Regions from separate parts of the Homo sapiens genome. Here region 1 is linked to region 2. A link is a loop called in an ENCODE intact Hi-C map of the cell type or tissue named here. Cell type or tissue: endothelial cell of umbilical vein. All regions are shown on one strand.

Evidence for each region. Peaks named below come from ENCODE experiments on the same cell type or tissue, not always from the same donor. Only the 100,000 strongest peaks of a DNase experiment are listed, where the experiment ranks them.
Region 1: it touches region 2 in a loop (5-fold over the local background); 2 of 110 quality-filtered maps call a loop at or near these places.

The regions. Positions count from the first base shown.
Region 1 is chr20:48,632,213-48,640,212 of GRCh38, forward strand. PREX1 (phosphatidylinositol-3,4,5-trisphosphate dependent Rac exchange factor 1) reads right to left here. Exons shown (of 40, transcript NM_020820.4): 30 at 7,554-7,682; 31 at 5,499-5,540; 32 at 4,251-4,471; 33 at 2,464-2,563; 34 at 284-427; 35 at 65-179. Among named protein-coding and RNA genes, the nearest start is that of PREX1, 190 kb to the right of the region's middle. RefSeq lists enhancers at 3,826-3,965, 6,339-6,633. In endothelial cell of umbilical vein, a CTCF peak has its summit at 3,747 (motif pointing right); DNase peaks (open chromatin) are centred at 3,759 and 6,519; H3K27ac peaks cover 1,101 bases.
Region 2 is chr20:48,979,169-48,987,168 of GRCh38, forward strand. It overlaps ARFGEF2 (ARF guanine nucleotide exchange factor 2), which reads left to right. Exons shown (of 39, transcript NM_006420.3): 15 at 5,561-5,672; 16 at 6,240-6,445. Among named protein-coding and RNA genes, the nearest start is that of ARFGEF2, 61 kb to the left of the region's middle. In endothelial cell of umbilical vein, CTCF peaks have their summits at 4,293 (motif pointing left) and 7,911 (motif pointing right); a DNase peak (open chromatin) is centred at 4,433; H3K27ac peaks cover 1,812 bases.

The sequences.
Region 1 (8,000 bases), 350 kb before region 2:
CTAATGCCCACTCCACGTGGAGGTTTCCTGACTCCTGCCCCCAACGGGGACCCCAGGCGGATACCTGAGTTTGCGGTAATACTGCTGAACTTTCTCCAGGGACTGCGCGTTGATGTCCTGCTGCAAATCCTCCGCGGCCTGGCTGCCTGGAGAAGGCAGCCCCTCCACGTTCTCCAGCACTGGGAGGGGAGATGTCGGGGGCGGGCAGGCGGTTGGGAGCCGGTGTGCTTGGTGGCCTTGGCCCGGCCCCCGTGGTCCTCCCTGCCCCAGGCCTGAAGCTCACCTTTCGTGAACAGCGCTGTGTGCAGCCTCAGGCTGGCCCCACCCTCCAGGCGGGAGGGCAGCTTGGAGAAGTGGTAGCTGTCGAGGTAGAAGATGACCTTCAGCGCCTGCCGGCTGCCCTCAATGTGGTAGAAGACGTTGGTGTCTGCGGAAGGATATGGGGCAGGATGACTCACCACCGAGGCCAAGGCCAGGGGAAGCCCTGGCACACCTCTCCAGAACAGCTGGCACCTCCCTGCCCCCAGGTCCAGGGGGGCACCCTGGGACCTCCCTGTTCTCCCGACTCTACAGGGGTAGCCTCAGACCTCCCTGCCCTCCTGCCCTCTAGGGACAGCCTCCAGCAGCCCTTCCCTCTCACTCTCCGAAGAACTGCAGCTGACACCTCCCTTTCGCCTGCTTCATCAGCTCCTAGTTCCGCTGCTTAATTCTTGAACCTGATGCGGACTCTGCCTACTTAGGGGGTCCACAGCATTTGGGGTCAGAGCTTCCCCAGCGCTCCTTGTACCCTCACCCGGTAGCCCATGGCCCCTGCCTGGGAAAAGCTGCCCTCAAACAGGGTATACATCTGATTCATAGCCAGAAGGAAGCGCTTAGGGCAGGGGGTGCAAAATATGGCACCCAGACCCCATCCTGCACCCATGGCAGACATCACTCATCGATCAAAGCTCTGCCCGAGCCAATCTCAGCCTGGAGACAGGCAGCTGCTGCTGCCTATCAATTCCAATTGCTACTCAAAGAGAACCTGCCCTTCATCTAGACTCTAGTCCATGCATTTTCAGCAGGAGAGACACTGTCCCCAAGGAGGTGAAAACTGGCTCGTGGGAAGGAGAATGAAAACACTTTCCTCTTTTAATGTATAATAAGCACAGATGCACAGATAAACAGACACAGGGTATACCCGTAGTAGTATAATTTCATGGGGGTGCAGCAATTAGGAAAAATTGACTAAAAAGGTTTTTTATGAAATTAAATAAAATCTAATGAAATGAAAAAACTGAGAAACACTAATCCAGTGCCTGGTTCCTAATTAAACCCACATGCCTCAGAAGCCCCTGGAGGGCTTTCAGCATACAGGCCTCTGGACTCCACCTCCAGAGTTTCTGAGGCCGTAGTTCTGGCTGGGCCGGAGAATATGCCTTTCTATCAAGCCCCCAGGTGCTGCTGGTCCAGGGGCCACGCTCTGAGAACCCCTGCTTTCAGAAGCAAGCCCAGAAGTTCCCAGCCCTGGCTGCACATCCAGACTACCCAGCACCCAGACCCCACCCCACAAACCGATCAGAATCGCTAGGGCCCAGGGCCCTGGGATCGTTGCAAAGTTCCCTCAATGATTCCAGAGTGCAAGCAGGGCTGAGACGCACTGGTCTAGACTATGAGCTCCAGGAGGGTAGGAATGAGGACCATGTTACATGGCCCAAAACGCAGCCTGACATATACTATGTGCTCAAAATTATGGACATGTAAATAGATGGATGGATGGACGGATGGATGATGGTTGGATGGATGGATGGATGGATGGACAGATGTTTGGATGGATCGATGGATGAATGGATGCATGGATGGATGGATGAGTGGGATGGATGGATGGATGGACGGATGGATGGATGGATGCATGGATGCCTGGATGGATGGATGCATGGACACATGGGTGGGTGGATGGATGGATGGATGGATGGATGGATGCATGGATGGATGGATGGATGGATGGATAAATAAATGGGTGGGCAGGTGGAAGGATGGGTGGAAAATAGACACAGAGAGAAAGACAGAAAGAAAAAGGGAGAAAGGGGAGAAAGCGTGGAGGAAGGAGAGGTGAGGACACGAGCAAGGGAGGAAGGGAGGATGGAACTTAATTATGGTACTTATTTAAGCCCTTTAAAAATCTTAAGTTTTCACATCTCTAGGGAATAATTTTATTAAGAATTGGGTACCAGTGTCATTCTCTTTTAAGAGCTGTTGGAAATAGCCGGGTTCATACAAAAAGAAACCCCTCTTTTTCCATGTGTGCCCCAAAGTTCGGCTCTCACACTCATGTTGGAGGCATGAGGTTTGACAGCACTGAGTACTGAGCCCACCTTGGGCAGCTGGCCCAGAGGCAGGGGAAGGACAGGGTGACCCCAGAGAGCTGTCCCTTCCACCCCAGGACCCCACCTCTCACAGTGGGGGATGGGAGAAATCACTCACTGGCCACATAGTTCTCGTCCAGCTGCTTAAAGGAGAAGGTGACATTGTCCAGCTCTGACAGCGTCACCCAGATGTCCTCCAGCATGGTCCGTTCCTCCTTCTGCAGGAAGAAGACAGCGCGGAGGAGTCTCAGATGCCAACCCTGCCCCAGGGTTTCCTATCAAGATGCTGAATTCAACTCTAGTCGGCACTCCACACTGTGGGCCCCCTGGGTGCCAGGTCCTGAGCGTGACTCTCCAGAGTGGATGTGAAATCATGGTGTGCTCTGTGGCTTGTCCTGCACTTTCAAGGGTCATAGAACCCATCTCTGCCTTAATTCACTGAGTGATCCTAGTAAAGTCACTGCCTCTCTTGCCTGGATCACCAACCAGGCTTCTAACTTAACCTTTTTGAGCCTAACACACTCAAATAAAAGTCCCCAATTCCTTCCTCAACCTCCCCCAGTCGGTCCCATGTCAGCAAATAGCACCAGCGTTCATTCGGTCATCCAAGATCCAAACCTTTGACTTCTCAGTTTCTCTCCCGCTCACCCTGGGCCTGGTCCATCACCAAGTCTGATGGGGTGACACTAAAACATCCTCCAGACCCACCCATCTCCCTCCAGCTTCCTGGCCACCACCCAGGTTCAAGGGTCCACCATCTCTTGTCAAGATGACACCAGGTTTCCCTTCTGCCACTCTCTGCCCCCAAACAATACATCCTACAAGTCATGTTTTGAAAACTTAACCCAAATTATATCACTCACCCAGCTCCAAGCCTCTGAACCCTCCACTGCTTCCAGATTAAAGTCTCAGGCCCTACAGAACTGGTCCCCACATCTCCCTAGCCCCTGCCGCTCCCCTCTGGTCACACCAGCCACTCTTCGGGGCCTTTGTACATGCTGGTCCCTCTACCCCGCACACTCTTCCTCACACTGTCTGCCTGGCTGGCTGAGGTCTCAGCTCAAGCGTCACCACCTCACACAGGCTGTCTCTGACAGAGAAGCTGCAGTGCCCGCCAAGCTTCCTGTAGAGATTGCCTTCTCCCCACCTTCCTTCCCTCCTCTGTCCTTTCTTCTTCTCAAGCTGCTTCCCCCAACTAGGAAGTCAGCTTCAGGCCCCCAGCTCCCAGCTCAGGGCCTGGCACATCGTGGTGTTTGGAGAATGAAGGAACTTGGCCCAGCATCCCCATGTGAGAAGAGGAAGGGGAGGGCTGAGTGTTCCCTGCTTCCTCCCTGGGCCCCAGGTTGTGCATTCTGAGAATCAAGTGATGGCCAATCTGTGCCAGGCAGGCGTCTTGTGCAGCAGCAGCCAGCAGAGGGCGCTCCAAGGCCAGGCCTCCCCACCAGCCAGCAGCAGGGGCTCCAGGAGCCAACCTCAGAGGCACTGGTGACTCTCAGGTCCTGGCCGGATGTCCAGCAGCATCCCTGGCTTCCACCACCCCACTCCCACCTCAGGCCCTCAGTTGTCACAACCAAAAACATCTCCAGACATTACCAAGTGTCCCCTAGTGGGGAAACTGCCCTGGGCTGAGAGCCGCTGGTCTGTAGCATGGATTCTGTTATCTGTGTGTGTGTGCCTCCCTCCCTCCCACTGGGACAGAAGATCCCTGGGTACAGGGACTCTGTTTTGTTCACTGCTGGACCTTCAGTGCCTATAAAACAGCACACAGGTGCTCAACAAATAGCTGCTGCGGGAATGACGAGGCCAGGGGGAGCCTGAGTAAGTGGGCAAGGGCTCCCTCGACCCGGCCTGGGCGGGCACCAGTGGGTGGGCCAGCGGGGCCGCCCTCCCGCCCCACTCACTCACCACTGTGGCTGGCGAGAGCAGGGACTGGCAGTGCAGCAGGACGCCCGTGGCCGCCACCTGCTCCAGCCACTTGCGGCTGGCGTCGCGGCTGCTCTCCTCGTACTCGCCATTGTTGTTGTAGCGGTAGCCCAGGGCCGCCAGCAGCTGCTTGGAGAAGGTGCACACGGCGGCCACCAGGGCCTGGCAGAAGATCGCGTCTCTGCGCAGCTGCAGCTCCGTGTCTGGGGGCAGAGGGCAGGAGGCCTTGCTGGAGGGGCGCTCCCGTGCCACCAGGAGGCCCACCCCCCAAAACCCTGGGTCCAGGACCCCTCATGGAACCCCCAGCAAAGGGCTAACATCAGGCCAGAAATTACTTTTTGGTGGACATCCCAGCCACCAAAAGCCAATTCCACAAAAATCAATTCTACGAAAAGCAAGCCCATTTGCCAAAACTGTTCTCTCAGTGACTCATCTGCCTGCTTTGAAAACCAAACAAACAAACAAACATCTTGTGATTTTCCTAAGGGTTTCCCAAGACCCTCACCCTCAGCCATTTCTCCTCTCATTATGGGATTCCTTGGCCTTGGCCAGTAGAATGCCAATGGTGCTAAGCTCTTCTGCCAAGCTGCACATGTTCAGAAATGCAGTTTAGCATTTTCTCTATTTTGGAGAACTATGCTTTCTTCCTTCCCCCACCTCTGCCCTTGCCCCTGTCCTTGACCTTGGCATGGTCTGAAGAACTGGCCAGTTTCAAGCAATTGGTCTCTCAGGGTCCCAATCTTCTGGAAGGAATTATTTCCAATGGCCGGCTTCTGGCCAGTGAGTTTTTTAGTGACCAAATTTGACCCAGATCCTGCAGTAGCACCCCCTTGGCTAATTTCTAGAAAGAAGGCAGGGATAGAGAAGGTCTCCAAGATTCTCCCGCTACCTCCTCCCCCTTCCTCTTCCCCACTCTCTGCTGGGTGGAAGCCCCCAGGCTGGGGCTGAAGGCTCTACCGGCACAAGGCCCCCTAACATCGTCCTCTATCCCGGGGCCCCGTCAACATCCACCCAGGCCTGGGCAGTGGCACAGGACAGGGCTCCTGGCTCCAGTGCCCTGAGACTTGTCCCTTGGACACAAGAGGAAGAAGCAAGTTTCAAGTAGCTCTTGGAGGGGCTCCAGGCCAAAGCGTTGCCTCCCCCCGTCCAGGCCCCGAGGGCATGGATGGTCGGCCTTGGGTGGTGGAAGAGGCCGGGTATGTGCCCCCCACACACCTTTAAAGGCCTCACCTGTGCACTTCAGCAAGGCCAGGAGCAGCTGGTTCTTCCCATCTGGAAGGAGAAGGGAGACAGAAAGGGGGACGGGCTGGGAGGGGGCAGCAAGAGGTGAGGGCAGAACCGGGCCCCTCCCCATGGCACCTCCCAAGGTGCTCTGACCCTTCACAGCAAAGCCCTGGCACCCAAGGCTGTGCTCAAGGAGGTTTTATTGATTGTCAGGTAAACTCCAGGAACCCCTGACCTCAGGCAGTGGAACCCCAACTGTGAGCCCCATCTGTACGTGCAAGCCTGGGACACAGATGGAACCAGCCCCTTTAATCCCTGGGCCACAGCCCCTGCCCCACACCTTGTTCACATAAGTATGGTCACACACACGTACAACCTAGATACACACGTATCCATACACACACACACTCACACATCAACAGACACCCAAGTGCATGCCACACACAGAGACACACACATATACTCATACGTAGACTCACATATGTACACACGCAGGTACACATGCGCCCACACAAGCACACAGCAGACACACAAGTGCACACCACACACGTGCACTCATCTGCAGACTCACATACATATGTACACACACAGGTACACACACATCCACACAGACACACAACAGACACACGAGTGCACACATAAGACACACACTCCTAACAGCCTCACATACATATTCTCATCCTACATGGGCATGGCCCTACACACGCCCTGTCCTGCAAAAAAAGCTCAATTCTTCCAGGCCCAACATCCTGTTCTCTTTCCTTAAAAAAGATGCTCCTCGGCCCACAAAAGGGCTTAGAAAGATGTGGAAGGGCTTTGGATTTGGTTTATTAGGTGCCTTCTTCCCCAGGGAGGACTGCAGGACTCAGGGCTGGGCAGGGTAAGAACGAGAGCAGCTGCAGTGGTGCGCTCTTGTCAGGACTCACCACGCCAGGCACCACGGCAGGACTCACCACGCCAGGCAGCCAGGCCAGAACTCACCACACCAGGAAGCCAGGCCAGGAGTCACCACGCCAGGCAGCCAGGGCACTGAGCGCATGACCTATGCTGACTCATTTAATCCTCCTGACCACACGGGAAGGAGGCAGCACTGTGGGCCCATTTGACACAGGAAGAAGCTAAGGCCAGAGGCGTCAAGGAACTCGCCATGATCACACAGCCAGTAAGTGGGTGAGCTGGGATTCAAGCCCTGGTGGTCTGGACCCAGAGTCGATGCTCCTCACTGGTTACACTTTTGGAGAACAGGACAGATCAGAAGCAGCAGAGACTCCGACTCAGAGGCTGCCATTCCCCGAGGGAACAGCCCAGAGTCCTCTAATCTCCCACTGTCCTGGTCAAACATCTCCCTCGTCCGGATCCTTCTAACGCAGGAGTCTCAGACGCAAATGCCGGCAAGGGCCAGGCAGGTGATGTAAGATGCGTGGAGCAGACGCCAAGCCACAGGGAGTGGTGGAGACTGGGGTGAACTGGAAAGCACCTCGGCCCCACGTACACAGAGCGGCCGCCACTCCTCTCCACCAAGGGAGGATGGGAGACTGGGCCTAGAGTCACCAGATCTTCGTGTTGTTCAAGAGCAGCCAGAAATCCAAGTTTCTATGTGAGAACCTTTGTCAAGCTGGAAGCAGAGTCACAGTTTTTGCTGCTGCAGCATCGAAACCTATCTGTGGGCCTGAATCTGGTCAGTGGGCTGCCAGCCGGTGTCCCTCATACCCTGATAATAACAGGAACTCACACATCCAATGCTTTGGAAGCTGAGAAAGAACAGGTTCAGCCTTTTCAACCTCCAAAGTCAGGGCTTTGTTTTGTTTTGTTTTGTTTCTGATTTTTGTTTTGATAGAGACAGGGTCTCACTATGTTGCCCAGGTCTCAAACTCCTGGGCTCAAGTCACATCCTGCCCAGGGCAGGACACTCAGCTGAGAGAGGGCATCACTTCTCTTGTCCTCTCCCTGGTCATGGAGAAACAGGGGTCACAGAACTGGATCCATTCCTGATTCTCTCAGGTTCCACACCAAAAGCCATGGCCCCCTCCCCACCATGATGCACCCTCCCTGCCCACCGACCTTCCACATATCTCTGAATGTTGTCCACCAGGGTCTTGATGGAGTTGGGGAGGTTCCAGGGGTCCTCCTGGATGCTAATCTGGATCAGGCTCCGGCCACGGATTGTACACTCTTCTTTCTGTTTAAACTCTGGGGCAGGAAAGTGGCATGAGGGCCAGGGAAGGGACGGAGGTAGTGTTGGAGAACGGTGGCACAAAGGCCTATGTCCCATCACAGATCCCAGAGCTCATAATCCTAGATCAAGGGAGCTGGCAGGACTCCTGGGCATTATCGGGTCCACAGAGGGTAAGTGTGCTATTTCATGGTACCACACCCATGGCAGGCATTATTCATCAATCTCAGCACTCCTTCCTGCTGCTCTGAGACCAAGACTCCCCACAGCTATAGCCAATCCAGTGCAGACCTCACAAATCAATCACGGCTTTCCTTTCGTCTAAGCCTGGATGT
Region 2 (8,000 bases):
GAGTTTTTAGCATGAAGGGCTGTTGAATTTTGTTGAAGGCCTTTTTTGCATCTATTGAGATAATCATGTGGTCTTTGTCATTGGTTCTGTTTATGTGATGGATTACGTTTATTGATTTGTGTATGTTGAACCAGCCTTGCTTCCCAGGGATGAAGCTGACTTGATCGTGGTGGATAAGCTTTTTGATGTGCTGCTGGATTCGGTTTGCCAGTATTTTATTGAGGATTTTCACATTGATGTTCATCAGGGATATTCGTCTAAAATTCTCTTTTTTTATTGTGTCTCTGCCAGGCTTTGGTATCAGGATGATGCTGGCCTCATAAAATGAGTTAGGGAGGATTCCCTCTTTTTCTATTGATTGGAATAGTTTCAGAAGGAATGGTACCAGCTCCTCTTTGTACCTCTGATAGGATTCGACTTTGAATCCATCTGGTCCTGGACTTTTTCTGGTTGGTAGGCTATTAATTATTGCCTCAATTTCAGAGCCTGTTATTGGTCTATTCAGGGATTCAACTTCTTCCTGGTTTAGTCTTGGGAGGGTGTATGTGTCGAGGAATTTATCCATTGCTTCTAGATTTTCTAGTTTATTTGCGTAGAGGTGTTTATAGTATTTTCTGATGGTAATTTGTATTTCTGTGGGATCGGTGGTGATATCCCCTTTATCATTTTTTATTGTGTCTGTTTGATTCTTCTCTTTATTTTCTTCTTTATTAGTCTTGCTAGCAGTCTATCAATTTTGTTGATCTTTTTTAAAAAAACAGCTCCTGGATTCGTTGATTTTTTTTTGAAGGGTTTTTTATGTCTCTATCTCCTTCAGTTCTGCTCTGATCTTAGTTATTTCTTGCCTTCTGTTAGCTTTTGAATTTGTTTGTTCTTGCTTCTCTAGTTCTTTTAATTGTGATGTTAGTGTGTCAATTTTAGATCTTTCCTGCTTTCTCTTGTGGGCATTTAGTGCTATAAATTTCCCTCTACACACTGCTTTAAATGTGTCCCAGAGACTCTGGTACGTTGTTTCTTTGTTCTCCTTGGTTCCAAATAACATCTTTATTTCTGCCTTAATTTCGTTATGTACCCAGTAGTCATTCAGGAGGAGGTTGTTCAGTTTCCATGTAGTTGTGTGGTTTTGAGTGAGTTTCTTAATCCTGAGTTCTAATTTGATTGCACTGTGGTCTGAGAGACAGTTTGTTGTGATTTCTGTTCTTTTGCATTTGCTGAGGAGTGCTTTACTTCCAACTATGTGGTCAATTTTGGAATAAGTGCAATGTGGTGCTGAGAAGAATGTATATTCTGTTGGTTTGGGGTGGAGAGTTCTGTAGATGTCTATTAGGTCCACTTGGTGCAGAGCTGAGTTCAAGTTGTGGATATCCTTGTTAACCTTCTGTCTTGTTGATCTGTCTAATATTGACAGTGGGGTGTTAAAGTCTCCCAGTATTTTTGTTTGGGAGTCTAAGTCTCTTTGTAGGTCTCTAAGGACTTGCTTTATGAATCTAGGTGCTCCCGTATTGGGTGCATATATATTTAGGATAGTTAGCTCTTCTTGTTGAATTGATCCCTTTACCATTATGTAATGGCCTTCTTTGTCTCTTTCGATCTTTGTTGGTTTAAAGTCTGTTTTATCAGAGACTAGGATTGCAACCCATGCTTTTTTTTGCTTTCCATTTGCTTGGTAGATCTTCCTCCATCCCTATATTTTGAGCCTGTGTGTGTCTCTGCACGTGAGATGGGTCTCCTGAATATAGCACACTGAGGTCTTGACTCTTTATCCAGTTTGCCAGTCTGTGTCTTTTAATTGGGGCATTTATCCCCATTACATTTCAAGTTAATATTGTTATGTGTGAATTTGATCCTGTCATTATAATGTTAGCTGGTTATTTTGCCCGTTAGTTGATGCAGTTTCTTCCTAGCATCGATGGTCTTTACAATTTGGCATGGTTTTGCAGTGGCTTGTACCAGTTGTTCCTTTCTATGTTTAGTGCTTCCTTCAGGAGCTCTTGTAAGGCAGGCCTGGTGGTGACAAAATCTCTCAGCATTTGCTTGTCTGTAAAAGATTTTATTTCTCCTTCACTTATGAAGTTTAGTTTGGCTGGATATGAAATTCTGGGTTGAAAGTTCTTTTCTTTAAGAATGTTGAATATTGGCCCTCACTCTCTTCTGGCTTGTAGAGTTTCTGCTGAGAGATCCGCTATTAGTCTGATGGGCTTCCCATAGTGGGTAACCCGACCTTTCTCTCTGGCTGCCCTTAACATTTTTTCCTTCATTTCAACCTTGGTGAATCTGACAATTATATGTCTTGGGGTTGCTCTTCTCTAGGAGTATCTTTGTGGTGTTCTCTGTATTTCCTGAATTTGAAAGTTGGCCTGCCTTGCTAGGTTGGGGAAGTTCTCCTGGATAATATCCTGCAGAGTGTTTTCCAACTTGGTTCCATTCTCCCTGTCACTTTCAGGCATACCAATCAAACGTAGATTTGGTCTTTTCACATAGTCCCATATTTCTTGGAGGCTTTGTTCGTTTCTTTTTATTCTTTTTTCTGTAAACTTCTCTTCTCACTTTATTTCATTAATTTGATCTTCAGTCACTGATACCCTTTCTTCCACTTGATCAAATCTGCTATTGAAGCTTGTGCATGCGTCATGTAGTTCTCATGCCATGGTTTTCAGCTCCACCAGGTCATTTAAGGTCTTCTCTACACTGTTTATTCTAGTTAGCCATTCGTCTAATCTTTTTTCAAGGTTCTTAGCTTCCTTGCGATGGGTTCGAACATCCTCCTTTAGCTTGGAGAAGTTTGTTATTAGTGACTTTCTGAAGCCTACTTCTGTCAGCTTGTCAAAGTCATTTCCATCCATCTTTGTTCTGTTGCTGGGGAGGAGCTGCAATCCTTTGGAGGAAAAGAGGTGCTCTGGTTTTTAGAATTTTCAGCTTTTCTGCTCTGGTGTCTCCCCATCTTTGTGGTTTTATCTATCTTTGGTCTTTGATGCTGGTGACCTACAGATGGGGTTTTGGTGTGGATGTCATTTTATTTGTTGATGTTGCTATTCCTTTCTGTTTGTAGCTTTCCTTCTAACAGTCAGGTCCCTCAGCTGCAGGTCTGTGGGAGTTTGCTGGAGGTCCACTCCAGACCCTGTTTGCCTGGGTATCACCAGCAGAGGCTGCAGAACAGCAAATATTGCAGAACAGCAAATATTGCTGCCTGATCCTTCCTCTGGAAGCATCGTCCCAGAGGGGCACCCGCCTGTATGAGGTGTCAGTCGGCCCTTTCTGGGAGGTGTCTCCCAGTTAGGCTACATGGGGGTCAGGGTCCCACTTGAGGAGGCAGGCTGTTCTCAGAGCTCAAACACCATGCTGGGAGAACCACTGCTGAGAGCTGTCAGACAGGGATGTTTAAGTCTGCAGAAGTTTCTGCTGCCTTTTGTTCAGCTATGCCCTGCCCCCAGAGGTAGGGTCTATAGAGGCAGCAGCCCTTGCAGAGCTGTGGTGGGCTCTGCCCAGTTCGAGCTTCACCAGCACTTTGTTTACCTACTCAAGCCTCAGCAATGGCAGACACCCCTCCCCCTGCCAGGCTGCTGCCTCACAGGTCAATCTCAGACTGCTGAGCCAGCAGTGAGCAAGGCTCCGTGGGCGTGGGACCTGCTGAGCCAGGCACAGGATATAATCTCCTGGTGTGCCATTTGCTAAGACCATTGGAGAAGTGCAGTATTTGGGCAGGAGTGTCCCGATTTTCCAGGTACAGTCTGTCATGGCTTCCCTTGGCTAGGAATGGAAAATCCTCCGACCCCTTACGCTTCCCGGGTAAAGCGATGCCCCGCCCTGCTTCAGCTCACCCTACGTGGGCTGCACCCACTGTCCAACCAGTCCCAGTGAGATGAACCAGGTACCTCAGTTGGAAATGCAGAAATCACCGTCTTCTGCGTCGATCACACTGGGAGCTGCAGACCGGAGCTGTTCCTATTTGGCCATCTTGGGACGGAATCTTACTTGTTTTATTTACGTATATATTTTTCTGAACCATTTTGAAAGTAATTGGTAGCCATCATGAGACCTTAACTGAATCTCTTTGAAAAATAAAGGACATTCTCCCATATAACCACAGCACCATCATCACAATCATTGGCAAATCTTTATGTTTCTTTCCAGTCTTTTACACACATCAACACATACACAATCATATATTCCAACTTGTAAATGATTAGTTAACTTAGTAAGTTCAACTTAAGAGTTGAAATTACAGTACTCACTTATTAACTGACATGTTTGATCTTCTCATTTCTACTGCCGCCACTCCACCTCCCTCTAGTGTATTCTGCCCACAGCAGCTAAAGTAATCTTTTTAAAACATAAATCAAGTCTTATCACTCTCCTGCCTAAATCATTCCAGGTTTCCTGTTCTGCACCATGGCCTGACCCAGCCCCTGGCCTCCCTTGCTGATCTCATCTCCTGCCAATTCCCCTGAGTCACACAATGTATTTTCAGTCCCTTGAACACCTTCAGCTCTTTTTACCATGGTGCCTTGTGCTTGAAATTCTCTTGGCTTTTTTCCATCCCTCAGACTTGGTAAAACATCTCTTACTCAAAGAGGCCTTCAGCAACTGCACTATCTAAACAGGTCCCAAGTTAAGTTCTGCCCTTGCCCCTATTTGTATCTTTCATGACGCTTGCCAGTTTGTGCTTACTCATGAATATCACCCTCCAGCTCAGGCCTGGTAAATAATAAGTTGAGTCTATACATTGGTTAGCTTTGCCTTCCTTTAGCAGGAAATAAAAAATGGGCTGGGCATGGTGGCTCATGCCCGTTATCCCAGCACGTTGGGAGGCTAAGGTGGGAGGATCACTTGGAGTTCCAGACCAGCCTGGTCAACACAGTGAGACCCTGTCTCTTAAAAAAAAAAAAAAGTAGAGAAAGAAAAAAATAAATACAAAATAACATGCTTAACTATGTATTTCTCTCTCAAGGAAATCCAAAAGTGGACAGTCTAAGGCTGCTACGGTGGCCCTTAAGGACATCAGAGATCCAGGCTCCTTTTATCTGTCTGCTTCACCATACTTAGCCAGAGAGGGTGGCCTCATGGTATAAGATGACTGCTGGAGTACCAGCCATCCCACAAACATTCTGGAGAGGAGGAGGGAAAGAACAAAAAGAGAAAAAAGCAGACTTCCCACCTGAGTCAGCTTTGTTTAAGGGTCCTTCCTAGAAGTACCCACACCACTTCTGCTCATATCTCACTGGCTAGAAGTTTATCACATGGCCATCCTTTATTTAAGGGAGGCAGGGAAATGTTCTTTTTATTCCACATGGCAGTGTGTCCAGCTAACACGTAGGGTTCTATTAGTGTTGGAGAAGGGGAGAGTGGATATGAGGTGACAATCAGCAGACTCTGACCAGGTATAGCTGGGTCAGAAATTGAAGGTGGAATTTAGAAAAGCTGCCAGGACAGACATGACCTTGCTAGCTTATACGTGATGGCATGTTCATAGTATTCTATTATTATTTATCTCAAATACCAGCTTTTGCTATCCTCCAGATTTTGAAATAAGCAACTTGTGTCCCATCTCTGCTTGAAACAGGTTCAACAAGAAACCCAAGAGGGGGATCCAGTTTCTCCAGGAGCAGGGCATGCTGGGAACGTCAGTTGAAGACATAGCCCAATTCCTGCACCAGGAGGAGCGCCTGGATTCCGTAAGGCTTGGGGGTGTAGCACTTGCATGTGAGTTCTGTCAGGTGATTGTGAGCCCTTACCAGTTTTAACCTCGAGATTGTCTGGCCCTAAGTACATTGTCTGTTGTCCACCCCCGGGTTATACATTGTCTATTGTCCACCCCCGGGTTACAGCAGTCCTGTGTATCCCGTTGGCTAGTGTTGCAGAAAGCTCTTTGATGGGAATAAACTAGCCTCCCAGCAGGTGGCTGCATATTTGCTGGAAGAGAGTCAGAGCTGGAAGTGTTCCTTGACTGCTAGAAAGTTCTTACGGCTGCCTGTCTGCAACTAACCTCCTTAGTGTGCCCCGTCATTCTCTCCATTTTAAGTCTCTTGTGCCCCCTCCTCTTCCTTCATCCATGCAGGACAGGCTGCTTCTGGAATGGGTGGGTGGGTGGGCAGGTCAGGGAGTTCCCTAGCTTTTTTACCAGTCCAGCCTATTCTGGGCAGTTAGGGCCAGGCTATTCTGACTCCACCCTTTGGCTGCTGGCTTTTGCTGAGGGTTCGTATTTGACAATTTCTGGATATAAGTGAGTGTGTATGTTTCAGACCCAAGTAGGCGATTTTCTGGGAGATAGCGCAAGGTTCAACAAGGAGGTGATGTATGCCTACGTGGACCAACTTGACTTCTGTGAAAAAGAATTTGTCTCAGCCCTGCGGACATTCCTAGAAGGTTTCCGCCTACCTGGAGAAGCCCAAAAGATTGACCGATTAATGGAGAAGTTTGCCGCAAGATACATAGAATGCAACCAAGGGTGAGCGCCGATTTTGAGTCCCTTCCAGATCATCTGTTTGCCTGCCTCAGAACGCTAATTCTAATTTGGTTGGGGTTTAATCTTTGTATATCTGTGCCAAGCAACTGAAGCTTTTGTTTACCGTGTGCCAGGCACTGTGCTAAGGGATTATTTCACATAAGACCTCACAGCAACCTGTTTATGTCCCTATTCTACAGACAAAAAGATTGAGGACCAGAGAGGTTAACTTGCCCAAGATCACACAGCTAAAGCCCATGCTGTTAGCAACTATAAAAGAGTAGTTTCATAAGTTGAGAGGAGACAATTGGGCACCTCTTCCCTAATCAAAAACAGTTCCCCTGATTTAATATATGGGGTAGATCTCAAGGATTTTGGTTTTTCTTTAATTGCATACTGATGAGCAGGTTACAGAAATAGCTACATAACTAATAAAAACCACCAAAGTACATGATTTTATCTGGGGACCTTTTTTGATGGGCGGTTCGTGATTTTGTAAGAAGTGGAAATAGGAAGGGGAACAAACCATTATTAAATACCTCCTGTGTGTGGGCCATGCCATGGGTTTTACATGCATTTAATTTAATTAATGGCAAGCCCAGGAATAGTATCCCTGTTTTACAGATGAGGAAATTGAGAATCTGAGAGATTGAGCAACCTGTCCAAAATTAATCAGCTAGTAAGGAGCAGAGCCAGGGTTGAATATGGATTTCTCTAACTCAGAAGCTCATGTTCGGGCTGGATGCAGTAGCTCTTGCCTGTAATCCCAGCACTTTGGGAGGCCGGGACGGGCAGATCACTTGGGGTCAGGAGTTCGAGACCAGCCTGGCCAATATGGTGAAATCCCGTCTCTTCCAAAAATACAAAAAAAAATTAGCTGGGTAATCCCAGCTGCTCAGAGGCTGAGGCAGGAGAATTGCTTCAACCTGGGAGGCAGAGGCTACAGTGAGCCGAGACCACACCACTGCACACCAGCCTGGATGACAGAGGCAGACTCTGTCTCAAAAAAAAAAACTCATGTTCTCTCCACTGAACATTAAATTAGAAATATGTCTGAATATGCTGTGACCATGATGTGGAAATTGTTCAGTGGAAACTATTTTTTTTGAGACAGGGTCTTGCTCTCTTGCCCAGGTTGAAGTACAGTGGGGTGATCACAGATCACTGCAGCCTGGATCTCCTGGGCTCAATCAGTCCTCCCACCTCAGCCTCCTGAACTGCTGGGACTACAGGTGCATGCCACTGTGCCTGGCTAATTTTTTGTATAATATTTCTGCAGAGATAGAGTTTCACCGTGTTGCCCAGTCTGGTCTTGAACTCCTAGCCTCAAGGGATCCTCCTGCCTCAGCCTCCCAAAGTGGGGGATTTACAAATGTGAGCTACCACACCTGATTGAAACATTTTAATAACTGTTTTGCCTCTCAGGTCAACTTTGTTTTCATATTAATTGCTCCCAGTCTTCCAAGTGTATGGCAGGCTGTCCCCAGGAGGTGGCAGGATTGGCAAAGGCAGCATATCATCATTTTAACCAAATGGACATTAGAACTCTCTATGAAGG